2 separate regions of the Homo sapiens genome follow, and region 1 is linked to region 2. Evidence: chromatin loops called from intact Hi-C (ENCODE). Cell type or tissue: heart left ventricle. All regions are shown on one strand. Links, peaks and the distances in the headings refer to the core of each region. The heading gives the core; the rest is flanking DNA.

What was found. A loop is a pair of places that touch in the nucleus more often than their neighbours do. Peaks named below come from ENCODE experiments on the same cell type or tissue, not always from the same donor. Only the 100,000 strongest peaks of a DNase experiment are listed, where the experiment ranks them.
Region 1: it touches region 2 in a loop (3-fold over the local background); 14 of 110 quality-filtered maps call a loop at or near these places.

Annotation. Positions count from the first base shown.
Region 1 is chr4:185,844,158-185,852,498 of GRCh38, forward strand. It overlaps a transcript of SORBS2 not described here. Among named protein-coding and RNA genes, the nearest start is that of SORBS2, 36 kb to the left of the region's middle. In heart left ventricle, for the core only: no CTCF peak of the experiment used is centred there; a DNase peak (open chromatin) is centred at 3,254; H3K27ac peaks cover 5,418 bases.
Region 2 is chr4:186,011,904-186,020,244 of GRCh38, forward strand. It overlaps LOC124900830 (a long non-coding RNA gene), which reads right to left. Exons shown (of 3, transcript XR_007058420.1): 2 at 425-632. It overlaps LOC124900829 (a long non-coding RNA gene), which reads left to right and starts at 5,409. Exons shown (of 2, transcript XR_007058418.1): 1 at 5,409-5,484; 2 at 6,550-6,978. In heart left ventricle, for the core only: a CTCF peak has its summit at 3,543; no DNase peak of the experiment used is centred there; H3K27ac peaks cover 2,688 bases.

The DNA of each region.
Region 1 (8,341 bases), core at 8-8,007, 170 kb before region 2:
TAAAAATGAACACTGATAAATACACTGGACCCTATACAAAAAGATTAACTTGGAATGGGTCATAGAGCTAAATGTAAAACTCAAAACTATAAAGCTAACAACAGAAAGACAAAGAACCCAATTCAAAAATGGGCAAAGGGCTCAAAGAGACATTTCTCTAAAGAGGATATGCGAATGATCGGCAGACACACGAAAAGATGCCCAACAGCGTTGGTCACCAGTGAAATGCAAAACACACCCACAATAAGAGAGCACTTCACACCCATGAGAATGACAATAACAACAACAACAGCAAAACCAGAAAATAACAGATGTTGCTAAGGATGTGAAGAAACTTGAATACTCATATACGGCTGGAGGGATGTGAAACGGTACAGCTACTGTGGAAAACAGTTTCATGATTCCACAATAAATTAAACACAGAATTGTCATATGACCCAGAAATTCTACTCCTGTGTAAAAAGTGAACACAGATCTTCAAACAAAACTTGTACACCGATGCTCACAGCGGCATTATTTACAAGAGCCAAAAGGTAGAAACAAACCAAATGCCCACCAATTAATGAATGAATAAAGAAAAGATGGCATATTCATACATTGAAATATTATTAAGCCATAAAAGGGAATGAAGTACTGATACATGCTCCAAGATGTAGAAACCTTGAGAACTTATGCTAAATGAAAGAGTGAGACACGAAAGACTATATGTAACACGATTCCATTCCATTTATACGAAACACTCAGAAGAGGCAAATCCATACAGGCAGGAAGTAAATTAGTGCCTGCCTGGGGCTGGCGAAAGAGAAGAATGGGGATTGGCTGCTTAGTGGGTATGGGGTTTTTAGGGATGATGAAAATGCTTTTTTTTTTTTTTGGACAGGGTCTTGCTCTGTCACCCAGGCTGGAGTGCAGCAGGGTGATCATGACTCACTGCAGCCTCATCCTCCTGGGCTCAAATGATTCTCCCACCTCAGCCCCCCTAGTACCTGGGACTACTAGTGGACACCACCACCCCCCAGCTAATTTTTTATTTTTAATTTTTTGTAGAGACAGAGTCCCACGAGGTTGCCCAGGTTGGTCTCCAACTTCCCGGCTCAAGCGATCCTCCCACCTTGGCCTCCCAAAGTGCTGGTGTTACAGGTGTGAGCCACTGTGCCTGGCCATGAAAATGTTTTTGAAGTAGATAGTGATGTTGGTTTTGCAATATTGTGAAGGTAGTGAATATCACTGAATTACATACTTTAAAGTGGTTAAAATGGTAATTTTAATATTATGTGCATTTTGCAACAATAAAAAAATCTGTAAACCTTATAGAAGAAAACAAAGGAGAAAGTCTTTGTAAATTTGGGTTAGAAAAAATGCTTTATATTGCACACAAATTGCACAAGCCATAAAAGGAAAAATTAACACACTGGACTTGATCACAGTTAAAATACTCTGCTAAATAAAAGGGAAACCACAGAAAGGGAGAAAATATTCACAAAATATGTATCTGATAATAGGCTGGTATACAGAATATATAAAGAATGTACACAACTCAACAATAATAAAACAAACAACCCAATTTAAAAAAAGAAGCAAAAAAATAGGCAAAAGTTTTGAACAGGTACTTTAACCAAAGAGGAGATGCAGATCTAAATATGGACATGATAAATGCTCAGTACCATTAATCATTAGGAAAATGCAAATGAAAACTATTACACACCTTTCAACTGGCCAAAATATAAACAAAACAAAATCTGACAATATCAAATGCTGACAAGGATGTGGAGCAACAGGAGCTCTCATTCACTGCTAGTGGTGATGCAAAATAGTACAGACTCCTTGGAAGATCGTTTCTGATACTGTTAAACATAAACTTCATGCCACCTGGCAGTCCCAACTCCTTGGCATTTATCCAAGAGAAATGAAAACATATGTTCATACAAAAACCTGAAAGTGAATATTTATAGAGGCTATATTCATGGTCACTAAAACCTGGAAACAACACAAATGTCCATCACCTGGAGAGTGGATACAGAAACGATGGTACATCCATACAACAGAATGTTACTCAGCAACAAAAAGGAAAAGGCCACTGATAGTTGCAACAAATGGACGCCTCTCAAATGCATCATGCCAGTGAAAGAAGCCAGACCCAAAAGACTAAGTATTGCATGTTTCCACTAATAATACATTCTGGAAAAATAAAACTATAGGGACAGAAAGCAGATCAGGGTTTGCCAGGGGCTGGGGTCAGAAAGAAAATCAACTGAATGGGGCCAAGGACCCTTTTTGAAGAGATGAAAATTTTCTACACATTGATGTGTTGGAAGTTCTGTAATTTGATACATTTTTCAAAATTCATTTATCTGTACTCCTAAAAAAGGTGAATACTGTATATAAATTATACTTTCATAAACCTGACTTTAAAACATGACTGAGACTATCACTTGGTTAAGGCTAACCAAAAGGGCTTTGGCAATCCTATTGGGAACAATTTCACTGGTAAAGCCTGAAGCGAGACTGAGATAATAGCGTACATTTATTCAATGAGGTAGAAAGCAAGGCAGAGAATAGGAAGCGGGTGCTTCTGCTGAGTGCTCCATTAATCAAGTTAAACTGTTATTTCTTTCCCCCTAGGCTTGTAATTCAAACCAGGGAAAGTTTGGGAGAGAGGGGGAAGGGGGAGAATGGAGTTATGATTCAGAATCTCCAAGGGCATTTGTGTTTGAAAATTTTATTTATGATATTTAAATTTAGAGAAAAATCCCTATTTGTCAAATAAAAACTAGGGAAAGGAAAGAATGATAACACCTTTGGTAGATGAGGATATCCAGAATAAAAACATGACTCACTGGGGCCATGCTCCCTGGGGATTCTTTGGTGTGGCGGGAGTGGCGATAGAGACAAGATTTTTTATAATAAAACATGGCAAAGGATAAAACAATTAGATAACTTCTGTCCCCAAAACTTACACTTATCTTGTGTTTAATAACAGATTCAGTGTTGATAGAGTCTGAGAGTATTCCCATCATAATGTAAGTCTGCTCCAGTGGACTTTTTACCACTTTGTGTTTGAGCCTCAATTAGTAGGAAACAATCTGTTCTAAGATAAGAAATCAAAATCTAATTTTGTTATTTCTCCCTAGTGAGTGGACACTTTCTTTGGGATTGGAGAAAAGGGACTGAATTGGTTTCCCTTTAAAATGCCTTCAGTATCTTTTGGATTGGTGCACCAAATTCTCACTCTGCCCAGTGTGGAGGTGACTGCTGAGTGCCGAAATGCCAGGACCAGAAAATCAAGCTGAACACATGCGTCAATGGTGAACAATTATAGCTCAGAATCCATCCTCGCAGGATCTGGGGTCCCTGTGATTGTATCATCCAGACATACATCCTCCTCTCCTCCCAACTGCAGCAAGTCCAAGCCAGATCTCGCAGGATGAGTAAGCGACATATGGCATGTGTGAAATTCCACTCCACCCTGTTGCCCTTCCCAGAGCTGCTGTAGACGGCAGCAACGATTATAGCAACCTTGACTCCATAAGGAATGTGACAATTTAAACCCTGCAGACTGTTTAGCAATGAGTTATTCCAAGCAGTAAGTTGTACCCTAGAGCCCTGGAATGAACTGAAGAAGCACTGGGCTCACATCTTAGGAGATCTGTTCATCAGGTAGAAACTGGCTTCATCGGCAAGGATTGAGATTTTTCTGCTATCGTTTTTGATGGCTAGTCTCATCAAAGAGCAAACAGCATGTCTCAGATTACAGCTATCAGTCCTTTGGCATTCCGCAGGCTTCTCACATTCATGCCGAGTCGCAGGGCTGACCTGGCCTGAATTGTGGGATCTGAACTCTCCCAGAAATTTAAGAACCCCCAAATTTGTCCCCAGGTCATGGTTTGGGATTGGGGCCACCCAGAAAATTCGACAGACTCAGAGACTCCTTGAGAATGATGCTTTAAGCTGCAGTCTCAGATACCCCGAAATTATATGAGTACAGTGGAATGGAGGCAGAGAAGGGGATGCGCGGTGATGACTTTTTCATAAAGGCCCTAGGATCCAGGTCAAGTCTGTAGTGGTCCCCATGATGATTCTGGGCTTCAAGGGTATTCTGGGGAAAGCCAACCTGCAGGGATTCCTGAGTGCCTTTAACCACAGAACCCCTAATATCATGGAATAAAAGAGAAGTAAAAGTTATTGGACAAGGAATGGTAACTTTTAGTTCATGAAATCCTTTGTGACACACCATCTCAACTTTTGCTTTGGCAAATTTTTTTTCCATGTCAACAACTGCTGTGACTGATTTTGAAACCAGGAAATCAACTTGAATGCAAATAAAAATTCAAATGGATGCAAATTTATGAAAGGTAAACTTTTAAAAAAGTCTTAGAAAAACTGTCACACAAATGAAGATTCTAGTATTCTAGTGGTTCAGAATTAAGTCCAGGTTTTAAATGTTCTTTATAAGGATATCTCTTTTTTTTTTTTTTTTTTTTTTTTTTTTTTTTTTTTTTTTTAAGAGGCAGGGTCTCCATACATTGCTCAGGCTAGACTCAAACTCTTGGGCTCAATGGATCCCCCTACCTCAGCCTCCCAAGTAGCTGGGACTACAGGCAGCCACCACCATACCTGTCTAGGACATTTCTTGACATAGTTTGAGCCTTTTATCTGACGGTTAAGTCTGCTGGGTTCAGTACTGTTTCATTTCTATAGATAATATATCCTAAACATTTTCAAGTTACTTGAGATTATTAGATGCAGTGAGATGAACCAAACTAAAATATCTCTTGTAGCCCTTTCACTAGCTGTGGCTTATTTATATTAAAGAAGCACACAGTAGTGACACATCTGTGACACAGGGACTTGACAGCTGCTAGGTGGTACGAAAAGGTTGGTTGTTTTGTTTATTTTGGACAATGCCCATCAATCACGAGAATGATGTTAGAACCACCTCTTATATAGCTGGCCCTTACTGAAACAAGCACTGTTGTTCCAGGACCCTGTCAGATTAGGGCTCCATCAGACTGAAAGAGTAGCTTTTTCCTGCTCAGGGTCTAATAAAGCTCCTGGCATCTTGGCACACCCTTGTTGACCCTGTTGCCATTCTAGAGAGCAGACACTACCCAGTGGAGCCACCAGAGCTTCCCCAAACCCACTGCGAATTCCGACTTGAGACACTGCAAGGCTCAGCCCATTGTATTTTGAAGTAGGATTTTCCTTAATGAAAAAAGTCTTTTTCATTATTTCTGTCCAATCGACAGATAAAGAATTTATGAATTCCAAGTCACAAACTGGGTTAGATTGTCGCCTGCCACTCTTCCTCTCCCTGCCATTTTTTTTTTTTTGAGATTCTGAGAATTTTCCCATTATAAAATAAGTCCACTCCAGTGCAGATAATTCCTCACTCACATGCTCTGAAATTCTTGCTTCTGCCTAAACCCTGTCCTGTCTCTGTGATTACTCTTTTAGACATAATCTTTGTGGCTTCACCCCTTGTTGCAGAATAAGACAGTAGCCCAGCAGGCCACACTCTCACAGGGGCAGGCCTGGGACTTTGCCTATAAAATAGAAAATCAGCTGCCCATTTTTTCAATTCCAATGAATGTGTAACTATCAAAGAGCTTATTCCATCTGGTCCTGTTCACAGAAGACTGAGAGACGACAGACAGGAATGTTGATGGCCAAACCACTTAATTTCTATTGAGTCTAAAAAAGAAATGAAGAACAGTTCTAGGCTGCCAGAAAACAGAAGATAAGCATATGGTTGTTAAAATTACAAGAACAACTGGGGCAGAGGAGACAAGCTGCTTGCAATGGCGTAAGGATTTCTACGTTGCGTTTTGATCCACACCCACCCTGGCAATGACTGCTATTGCATAAGCCTTCAATTCTTCAGGCCTGTGCAGATACTGATTTAGAATTGGTCTCTGGCTTGTTATGAAACGAAGCTCTTTCATGGCACAAATGTGGAGCAGAGGCGAACCTGGTTTGAAGATGCCTATGAGACCTATATTCTCATCCTGCCCCTCGGGCATGAGTCACCACTTCCCCCTAAAATATGGAAAAATGCTAAAGTGACTTTCATGTGGGATGTACAATTGGTAATGACTGAGTTGGGAAAAACACACAACTCCCTGAACTATCCACATGCCATGAGTTCTCAAGGCAGTCTTGCTGAGATATTATAGGAAGTCTAACATTCTGCTGACTTGTCCCATATGTCGAGAGTCTAACAATTTTACAAACAAGTTGTTAGAGGGAAAGAGGACAGTGTCTTCATGGTTGTCAGAGAGACCCAAGCAAATGACAGCATGTAGCTCCTTGGTATCCTGGCATCACTGGCCTTGGAAAATTTTGCTGCAATGATAGCTCTGTTCTCCTACATCAAAATAGGGACTTAATGAATTTGATTTGTGAGTGCTATTAAAAACCCATCTTCTCTTCTTTGAACAAGTAAGCCTGGTCAACTGCCTGTGCTGAAAACCACTGAAGTGTGTATATCATATGTTTTACAAGACTCTAGTTCTATTGAGTCGGGTTGAAATATGCTTAAGAGCATGTGATGGTTAATTTTAATGCATCAACTTGACTGGGCTATGGGATGCCCAGATAGCTGGTGAAACGTGATTTCTGAGTGTGTCTGTGAGGGTGTTTCTGGAAGAGATGAGCATTTGAATTGATAGACTTGAATAAAAAAGATCCACCTTACCCAGGGTGTGTGGGCATCATCTCATCTGTTGAGGGCCTGAATAGAATGAAAAGGCACACGAGGGTAAATTCACTCCCTCTCAGGTTGAATTGGGACACCTATCTATCTCCCGCCCTCAGATGTTGGTGCTTCTGGTTCTTGGGCTCTCAGACTCAGACTGAGACACCAACGGCTTTCCTGGTTCTCCAGCTTGCAGACAGCAGATCGTGGGATTTCCTGGCTGCCATAATCACATGAAGCAATTTCTATAATAAATCTCCATATTTATGTATAAAACATATATTCTCTGGGGACCCTCGGCTGATACCAGGTGCACTTGTTAAAAATCATTTAGAGTGGAGAAGATGAGTAGCTTATCTTTCATATTTTGCCTCTGACATGGCTATTGTTAAACTCGGAAAACCTGTATCTTCCCAGACATGAAGAAATTCACCTTCAACTACCACAAAGACCATGATTTGGTGTTTACAAGTTTATTTAGAAACAGGTATTTTTTAAAGTGGTTCCATATTCTTTTACGTTCCTTTAAGGAAATATAATAATATGATTATAAAGGAAAGGTGGATTGACTCACGGTCATCTCTATGAGACAGGAATAAGCAAGGGGTTGCACTTACAAGCTGTCCTTTTGGGATTTTTTTAAAATCATATTCACATATATATATATTACATCGTGTAAAAGACTTGTGATGGTTAATACTGAGTGCCAACTTGATTGGCTTGAAGAATGCAAAGTGTTAATCCTGGGTGTGTCTGTGAGGGTGTTGCCAAAGGAGATTAACATTTGAGTCAGTGGGCTGGGAAGGCAGACCCACCCTTAATCTGGGTGGGCACCATCTAATCAGCTGCCAGCACGGCCAGAATAAAAAGCAGGCAGAGGAATGTGAAAAGACTAGACTGGCTTAGCCTCCCAGCCTTCATCTTTCTCCCATGCTAGATGCTTCCTGCCCTCGAACATCAGACTCCAAGTCCTTCAGTTTTGAGACTCAGACTGGCTCTCCTTACCCCTCAAGCTTACAGACAGCCTATTGTGGGGCCTTGTGACTGTGTAAATTAATACTTAATAAACTCCCATATATGTATCCTATTAGTTCTGTCCCTCTACAGAACCCTGACTAATATAAGACTGTAGAGAAAAACTTCATGTATGTAACAGGGACCCTTGCATAACATAGAGCTTAGCTTATACCAGAAGATAATTGTTTGATGAATGAACAAATCCTTTCAGGGTACAATAATTCAAAGCTTTTAATACGTTTAGCATAGCAACAAAAATCCATGGAGTCAACACAGCTACAGGCAGCCGATCCCTGTAAACATCCCCAGGGCACTCTCTAAAACTGTAAATTCGGCTCCTATTTTTTACATTCTAACACACCCTCTGTTAAGGCCACTAAGTCACTCATCTCTCAGGCAGGATGAAACAGAAAATAGCTTAAGGACTAGCGCTTTCAGCCCATTGCTGTAGGTTCACCAACCTCAATGCTACCTCTTATTCTAGACTGGTATCTGCAGAGTGAGATACTATTCTCTCTAGTCCCAGATCATATGCTTCTTCCATAGGTATAGGTAAGGTCACCAACCAAAAAATGGAGTCCATACTCTGACAAATACAATCATATTCATGGGAACATTTTAATTTGAGTC
Region 2 (8,341 bases), core at 167-8,166:
CCCAGAGCTGACCTGAGCTGTCCGGTGGGTACCTAGTTCAACAGCAGCCCAGGCCTGCGGTTGCAGCCCTGCATGCACCCTGCATTACCTGCGCGCTTTCAAACACTGCTGGGCACAGCCCTACCCTAGACCATGTGTACACACCACGGTTATTGGTCTTCACCGTGCATCAGAATGGTCTGCAGAGAGTTTAAAAACAACAGGTGTGTGAGACCCACTGCTTGGAGACTGTGTTTCACATGGTCACGGGTGGGGTCCAGGTGTTCATATATTTTGGAAACCGGGTTGGTGATTTCAATGAGCAGCCATCATTGAGTAACACTGGTGTGTGTCCGTGTGTGCACACACACGCATAGGCAGTATAAACACGTATGTTAACATGGGCTCCACTGCAGCCTCGGCTGAGCGTTAAACATGGACCTACCTGTGTGACTGGCTTACTGTTGAGGCCACCGGAGATCTCTTCACGTAAAGGAGCCCAGTGCGAGCGAAGAAGGACTCAGGCAGCTGAAGCCGCTGGGAACAAAGCCTTCATCATGGGGGTGGGAGGCGTCGTGCACCTGAGTGCAGCAAGGCACCTGCCTTTCAGCTCCGTCCCCACATCCACAGACTTGGTCCTGGGAGACGGACATCTTTAAAGAAAAAAGAAAAAAAACTCAGTGACTTGAGGTTGCACTAGCCAACAGAAAGGAACATGGAGTTACGAAAGCGACATGCTCCTCACTTCTCCACAGATGACCTTTCATTTGCTTTTGCAGGATGAGGCCGTCAGTGCCTTGCCACGAGTCTGAGGTGGGAAGAAAGGGTCGCAGCTCCTGGCACATGGCAGAATTAGCGAAGCGTGCCATGTGGAGGTCTGAGGTCTGCAGGTTCTGAGTAGACAGTGAAACCCACTGCTCCCGCCATCCCTTTCTCTGTCACACACACACACCTAGTGACCTTCAAAAGTGTCTCGGGAGAATTTGGCAGGATGCTCGTGTCCTGTGCCAGTGACAGCACTGTCATCACTGTTAGTGTGACCCTATCTGTTTTTCAGGCTTGTAAGGTGACCAGGAGGAACATACGTACACACACACACACACACACACACACACACACACACAAGCGTGGCCACCGTCCCATGGGAAAGTGAGGACAGGTTCACACTCTGGGGACATGGGAAGCAAAATATCACAGTGGAAGCTGCCCCCAAGCCGAAGACGTGGGACACCAAGTTCACCCGTCTCTTCCGCAACCACGAGAAGTCTAATGATGGGAAAATGGAACCAGCCCACACAGCGACACTGGAGTCACCTCTTGCACTTGTGTAAACACACACAACCAAGCTACAAGTTACATGAATTTGTTTCTGGCATTGACCAAAATCCCCCGTCTCTGGGAACTGGTGAACACAGTATCTGGGATGATATTTCTGACCCTATATTTCTGACCTATATATTTTTTTCTTCATGTTTCTCTTTTTAAAAATTCTTTGTCTCTTCCAATGAGTTTATAATGGGCTAGCCACTTTCTTGATAAAGGGCATTTATTACAGCTATAGAAAAATCTGGTTTCTCTGTCTACAGATAGTAAGTCACATCTCAAGCAGTGAATGTCTCCTTACAAATTTGCCTCTAGCCGGTTATGTGTGATGCTGAAACTGAAGATCTGTCACCCTCCAGAACATCTACAGGATGAATGCCTCCCACAGTGGCTAGTCAGCCAGAATTGTCTCCTCCCCACGTGAACTGTGGCCAGGCACAAACATCTGGCAATGGCCCTAAGTTGTGATGAGAAGAAAGTCACTGTTTAATGCTTTCTGAAAATTTCCCTCTCACTTTGCAGAAGATGATGACTTGTTACTTCCTAAATTTCGCAGTTGGGAACCCTGGTTTTCCCATCCAGGTTTTGCTGTTTAACTCTCCAGGCTGTAAATGCAAAGAAAGGAGTCAGAGTTAAATGAGTGCCTCCTGTGGGATGTTTTAGAAAGAATTCAATGAATTCAATTCCGTAAGAAGGTCTGCAGTTTTATCATTTAAATCATCAAGTCTATACATTAACAAATTTGGGATTAAACACTCCAGGTGTATGATATAGAGGGGACTTGTTTTCCAAGCCCTCTGTGAAAGACATGCCAAATGCTTACATTTTTTAGCATGAGATTTTCTTTATTAAAGGAAACCAGCTTAAACACTTTCAGAAAATAATCTCGAACAACAAAGAAAACTGATTTACCTTGTGTTTCCCTACTGTTTTCTGCAATCGCTTGCCGTACTAAAAGGGACAGACGGTGCTTTTAACAGAGTTTGTGAAAAGGATGCACTATCTCTTCAAGGTTTAAGGCCCTCTGTTATTTCCACTATTATTTTAATGATCTACAAAATTCATATGGATTCCACATAGATTAACCAACACCTTCCTCACTAGTTCATTCCAATGCCACATGTAAATATTCATGTGAATTCAACCAACTGATCAAATGTAAGAACTTGATGTTCTTTAATTTTGTTTTGCTTTCCTCAGATTTATTTCTGAGAATCTAGGGACATAGAATATGCTAGTTTGGATGGCTGTGGATTTGATTAAAGATTTAAAATAAAAGAAGACCTAATAAATATTTTATTTTCTTCTTACACACACACAACCCTTTTACTCGATTTTTTATTGTACCCAAAGACATAAGGAACAGATGAAATGATATATGGGACCCTCCCAACACTGGGTGCCACCGATTTTATGAAATGTATCATTGATCACTGATCATAATCAGATGCACAATTCTACCCTAATTGGAAATACAGAACAGAGCACTCAGTCAATAAAAATTTGAGAGCACATTATTTAAACTCATAAAATACCTAGAATTTTTGCTCTTCAATTATTAATAAGGAAATGTCATGATATTCAAATGATAAGAGATTTCTTTGAAAAGTTTTTTTTGTTTCGTTTTGTTTTGTTTTTTTTAAGAGATGGAGTTTCCTGTTGCCCAGGCTGGAGTGCAGTGATGCGATCTCGGCTCACTGCAACCTCCGCCTCCTGGGTTCAAGCGATTCTCCTGCCTCAGCCTCCCGAGTAGCTGGGATTACAGGTGCCCACCACCACGCCTGGCTAATTTTTTGTATTTTTTAGTAGAGACAGCATTTCACCATGTTGGCCAGGTTGGTTTCGAACTCCTGACCTCAGGTGATCCACCCGCCTTGGCCTCCCAAAGTGCTGGGATTGCAGACATAAGCCACTGCACCCGGCCTGAGAAAGTTCTAAACCCACTATTTCCCAGATATATAATTTGGTCAGCGCATGTGTCCTATTATTTGAAGTTTGATCCATCACAGTAGGGATGACAGTTATTAATGTTGCATTGAATTCATGGAAGTGTCAGAAAAAGCAATGCTTGGAAGCCAGTTGTTCTGTGAGTTTGTGTCTTTCCTCTCTGCCTCTGCATGCGATCTCACCGCCCATGTTAAATGGATGTCACCCTTTCTCCTCCTTGGATTCAACCTGCTTACCCTGGGCTAAGGGAGCCACAGAATGGCCAGTGCGGGAACTGTGTGACTCAGTCTCGGTCCCATCTCCTCGTCTCTGTCCTCTCAGATCACACATAGTCCTGTTTCAATCACTAATCGGGAACAGCTCTGTTAATTCCACTATAGAATTCTTCTTTCTCACAGTTACTCAGTCAGTAGCGTTTACTGAGTATCTCCTGCATCCTGGGCACTTCTCCACTCCAATGTGACAGCAGTGAATCAAACGACAGCTAGCCCTGCCCGCAGGCACTTGCATTCCAGAGAGAGGAGACAAAGAATACAAAACTAAAAATATAAAAGACGATGTGCCACACGTTGGAAAGCGATACATACTCTGGAGGTGAGTAAAACATGAAGACAGAAATATGACTACAGTGAGATAATTTTACCCTCAAAATCTAGGGAAATTTGTAAAAGAGAAGGGATAAGAAATAAAAAAATGGCAAAATGTCACATTCACAGCAAGAACTTTCCTGGTTCAATTCATTTATATTTTTACTTAAGTTTTAATTTTTTTTTTTTTTTTGAGATGGAGCCTCGCTCTGTCCCCCAGGCTGGAGTGCAGTGGCACGATCTCGGCTGCCTGAAGCCTCCACTTCCCAGGTTCAAGCGATTCTCCTACCTCAGCCTCTTGAGTAGCTGGGATTACAGGCATGCACCACCACATCCCGCTAATTTTGTATTTTTAGTAGAAACGGGGTTTCACCATGTTGGCCAGGCTGGTCTTGAACTCCTGACCTCATGATCTGCCTGCCTCAGTCTCCCAAAGTGCTGGGATTACAGGTATGAGCCACCGCACCAGGCCTAAGTTTTAATTTTTTTTAATTTTTATTTAATTTAATTTTTTTTTTGAGATGGGAGTCTTGCTCTGTTGCCCAGGCTGGAGTGCAGTGGTGCAATCTCAGCTCACTGCAACATCCTCCTTCTAGGTTCTAGTGATTCTCGTGCCTCAGCCTCCCAAGTACCTGGGATTACAGACGTGTGCCACCATGCTAAGGGGCCACTGCCGATTCTCCTGTAACAAAAGACAGGTTAACAAGAGAAAAGCACACAGATTTGTTTAATCAAAGTTTTACATAACATGGGAGCCTTAGGAAATGAAGACCCAAAGAACCAAGGGAAAACTGCCCATTTCTATGCTTAGATTTGATGAAGAGTGGTAGCCCTGCGGAGCTGTGACTGGACACAGAGGGAGCGATGGGACAGTGACAGACAGAGGGGGACCCAGCTGGGCCTGTCTGGGTTCCTCTTGGCCTCCCTGTGTGGCGTTCCTTCTTCCTGCGTGTAGGGCAGGGCCCCTTCTGGAATGAGGGTCTTATAACCTACTTTCAGGAAAGTAAGTCAGAGAACTTCTTTATGGCCAGCTCTTACTCAGAAAGGCAGGGAAAGTTCCAGTAGTGATTCTAGTTTCTAATGGCTGGCTTTGGGGAAAGAGATTCTAGTTTCCGTGACCTGCTTTAGGGAAGAGGATTTCTGGTTTCTATGACTCACTTCTTGGGGGAATGAGGGGCGAGAGACAGGAGGGCAGGAGAAGGTCAGAGACTTGGTTCTGAGGCTGCTTCTGAGGCTTTCCAATGCCCTTTAGTTCAAAGTCCTCAGCAGGTCAAGGCCATACTTGGGGTGTCCTTTTCGGAGCCGTGACTTATGACTTAAAGCAAGATGAACTGTTTTGCTATTATGTAGCAGAATCAAGATGAACTGTTTTGCTATTATGTAGCAGAATCAAGATGAACTCTTTTGCTATTATGTAGCAGAAACAGAATTAAACCTAGCCTGCAGAATTCAGAGTCCCATGTGTTCTATTGTTATGCTATCCCAGTGTATGCCATTGAGTGGATAAAATGAAATGGCATCATTGTGCTTATCCCATAGGAAGCAACCCATACATGACAGATACTGCTATTATAACTCAGCACCATCCATTCAGTCATCGTGTGGTCTTCATCTTTTGAAGCCTCATTTTCTCATCTGTAGAACTTGCGTGAGTATTAAGAAGATGTCTGAGGATGCCAGGTGCTAGAGCTGCAGAGAGAACCTGCAGAGAGAAGGGGTGTTGGTTGTGTTGGTTATTAGGGTGTCTCAGGCCATCGTTCAGCACCCTGACCTCTTCCTTCAAGCTGAGCCCTGGGGAAGGGAGCAGAGGGGCATGAATAGGTCAGTTTTGGGGCCCGCCCTATGACCTCCACATCTCTCTTCTTCTTTCCTCTTCTCCAAATTTTAGAATGTGCATCCTTTCCAATCTTTTTTGTTGTTAATGTAGTTGTTTGTTCATATGCCAGTACCGCAGCTACAGAGGCCCTGAAATGCCAAGAATTAACTTCTTTTCTTCCCTATACTGTTTTAAAGCACAGGTTTTGTTATAATTTTGATAGGGCAAGACCAGTAGATAGGAGATGACTACCATTGAAAAAAAAGTCTGATGCTCACAGATGCCAAGAGGAGTGAGCGCCTACAGTGTGTGGCCACACGGGTAGCACCCGGGTCAGGCAGGAGGCAGAGTGAGCAGGGGGAGAATGCTGGGGAGAGGATTCCATGGGAAGGAGCAGGCAAGGCAGGGTGAGCAGGCTCAGGGTGGAGAGCTTGAATAATTTCAGCAGACTCTGGGCATAGGGCCTGTCCCTAACTGTCTGGTACCTGGTTTGGGGTGATCAGGGCAGGGGGAATCATGTTGAATTTGAGATCCCCAGTAGAGGACGTGGTTAGGGGCATGGGCTTTGGATTGGTTCATGTGCATTTGAAAGGCTCTCTCTGGAGGCGGGGGTCCTTCACTGTCTCTAGGAATCGGCTAACTAGAGACAGTAGTAAGCTAACTGACTGCCAGTCCCCCCAGGCTCAGCCAGACTCCAATGTCAAACCATAAATATACATAAAATAAAAAGACATGGTTAGACACATGCATTCTGCAGTGTCAAATAACACTTGGGCAATGGAAAATTCATATCTAGTCTCCCAGGTGGGAAAAAAAAAAAAAAAGGAAATATCAAGAACGGTTACTATTGCAAAGTGTTATCCCACTAAACACCCTCTATCTCTCTGTGTTTTGTAGCATGAAGCTTTGTTACCATGACGTCACATGCTATCCATGGGGTTTTGTTGCTGTTACAGAGGTCCCCGTGATATGCTGTCCTGCATTTCTAGACATGTCTTTGGTTTGGAAGCCTGACACCACCAAAAGAGAACTGCAGTGCAAATGGTTTTGAAATCCTCCACTAATCATCCTAGAAGCTCAGCTAGTTCCAGGGCCTTCCATAATTCCAATTCCAAAGGACTTCATATCAAAACATTCTTTGCTTGTTTTGCTACCCCCCAAGATTGCATTTATCCCTTCTCTGGAGATTTTAACAGTTGGTGAGCTACCCTAGGCTCTGGTGGCACCTTCTATAAGTGACCCTTGACCTTCCACTTTCCTGAACTGATGAAAACATAGCTGTGTTAGCTCAAATAAATATTTCCTAACTGCCTGCTTTGGGGAAAATGCTGTGTGAAATGCTTGATGGATTTATTTATTCAACACCTGTTTATGAAGTGTTGATTATGTGCTAGACACTTTTGCAGACATTGAGGATACAGTAGTGGACTAAATAGACAAAGCTCCCTCATGGAGCTTATTTTGTAGTGGGGTAGGCGGGTGCTGGCAATAAACAAGGTGAAAATATATGGCATGTCAGGTGGTGATAAAAGCCAGGGGGTAAAATGATGCCACGATGGGGGAGAGGAGGCCTGCCACTTTAAATAAGACAGTAAGAAAAGGTCTTTGTGAAGGTGACATTTTAGCAAAGATTTGAAGGATGTCTCTGAGAGAGGATTGTTGGAGATGGACACAAGAGGGATTGAGCAAGAAACACAAGCAGTGGCAGCTGAAACCTGGGTTTCTCAAAATGGAGTTTATGGAGAGTGTGTGTAACAACAATAAGATAAAAAAAGGAGAGATATAAGATCAGTGCCTTCACCTCAAGAACTTCATGGTCTCATTAGAGAGGTTTCCTAACAACAAACCATTAGAAATGAGACAGAGCAGGGATCCCTCTTAGGGGCCTGCAAGTCCCTCAAGCATGAAAGAAAAATCTTGAATTTCTTCAAGGGGAATTCCAGGCACCCAGCTATCCCTGAAGAGTAAATGAGCAACTTGACCAGCAAGAAGGTAATAGTAGCTTAAAACAATAACCAAGGGAGTTGAAGTCATGGGGTGTTTGGTAAAGTCATGGGGTATTTAGATAAAGCTTCACCTCCTTACCCAATTGCAAACCCCAACATCTTTGAATCCACCTGTGACCTGTGGAACCCTGCTTCATGACACCCTACTTTTTTAGGCCAAACCAATATAGAGCCTCAATATATTAATTGACTTCTTTGCCTGCAATCTCTGCTTCTCCAGATTTAAAATCTCCTACCTGTAAGCCACCGAGAGGTCAGGTCTCAATTGTAAGCTGCCCAATTCTCTTTCCTTGGCATCCTGCAAATAAACACCTTGCTTTCCCCTGCTGCAAACCACGGTGTGGATGTTTGGCCTCACCCCACAGGAGAGCAGACACCAGTTCAGTTCAGTAACAGAAATAGGTCATTAAAGATGGATTCTGTCTACAGTTCACCCAAGCAAGTGAAGTCTGTGTTAAAATACTCAATAGTATCTCTCTTAGCTCTTGCCAGAATGAACATGAAGTCAATGACAGGTTGGTAACTCATAAAATTAAGGCAGATTTCCACACTCATCGTCACCACTCTCACCTAACACTTGGTCAGCATCTACTGTAAACAGTTTACTCTACTGAGTGTAGGAAGAGGCACAGTCGTGAGTGTGAGCTTCCTGAGTGGGGACGTCCTGCGCTGTCACTTTTAAG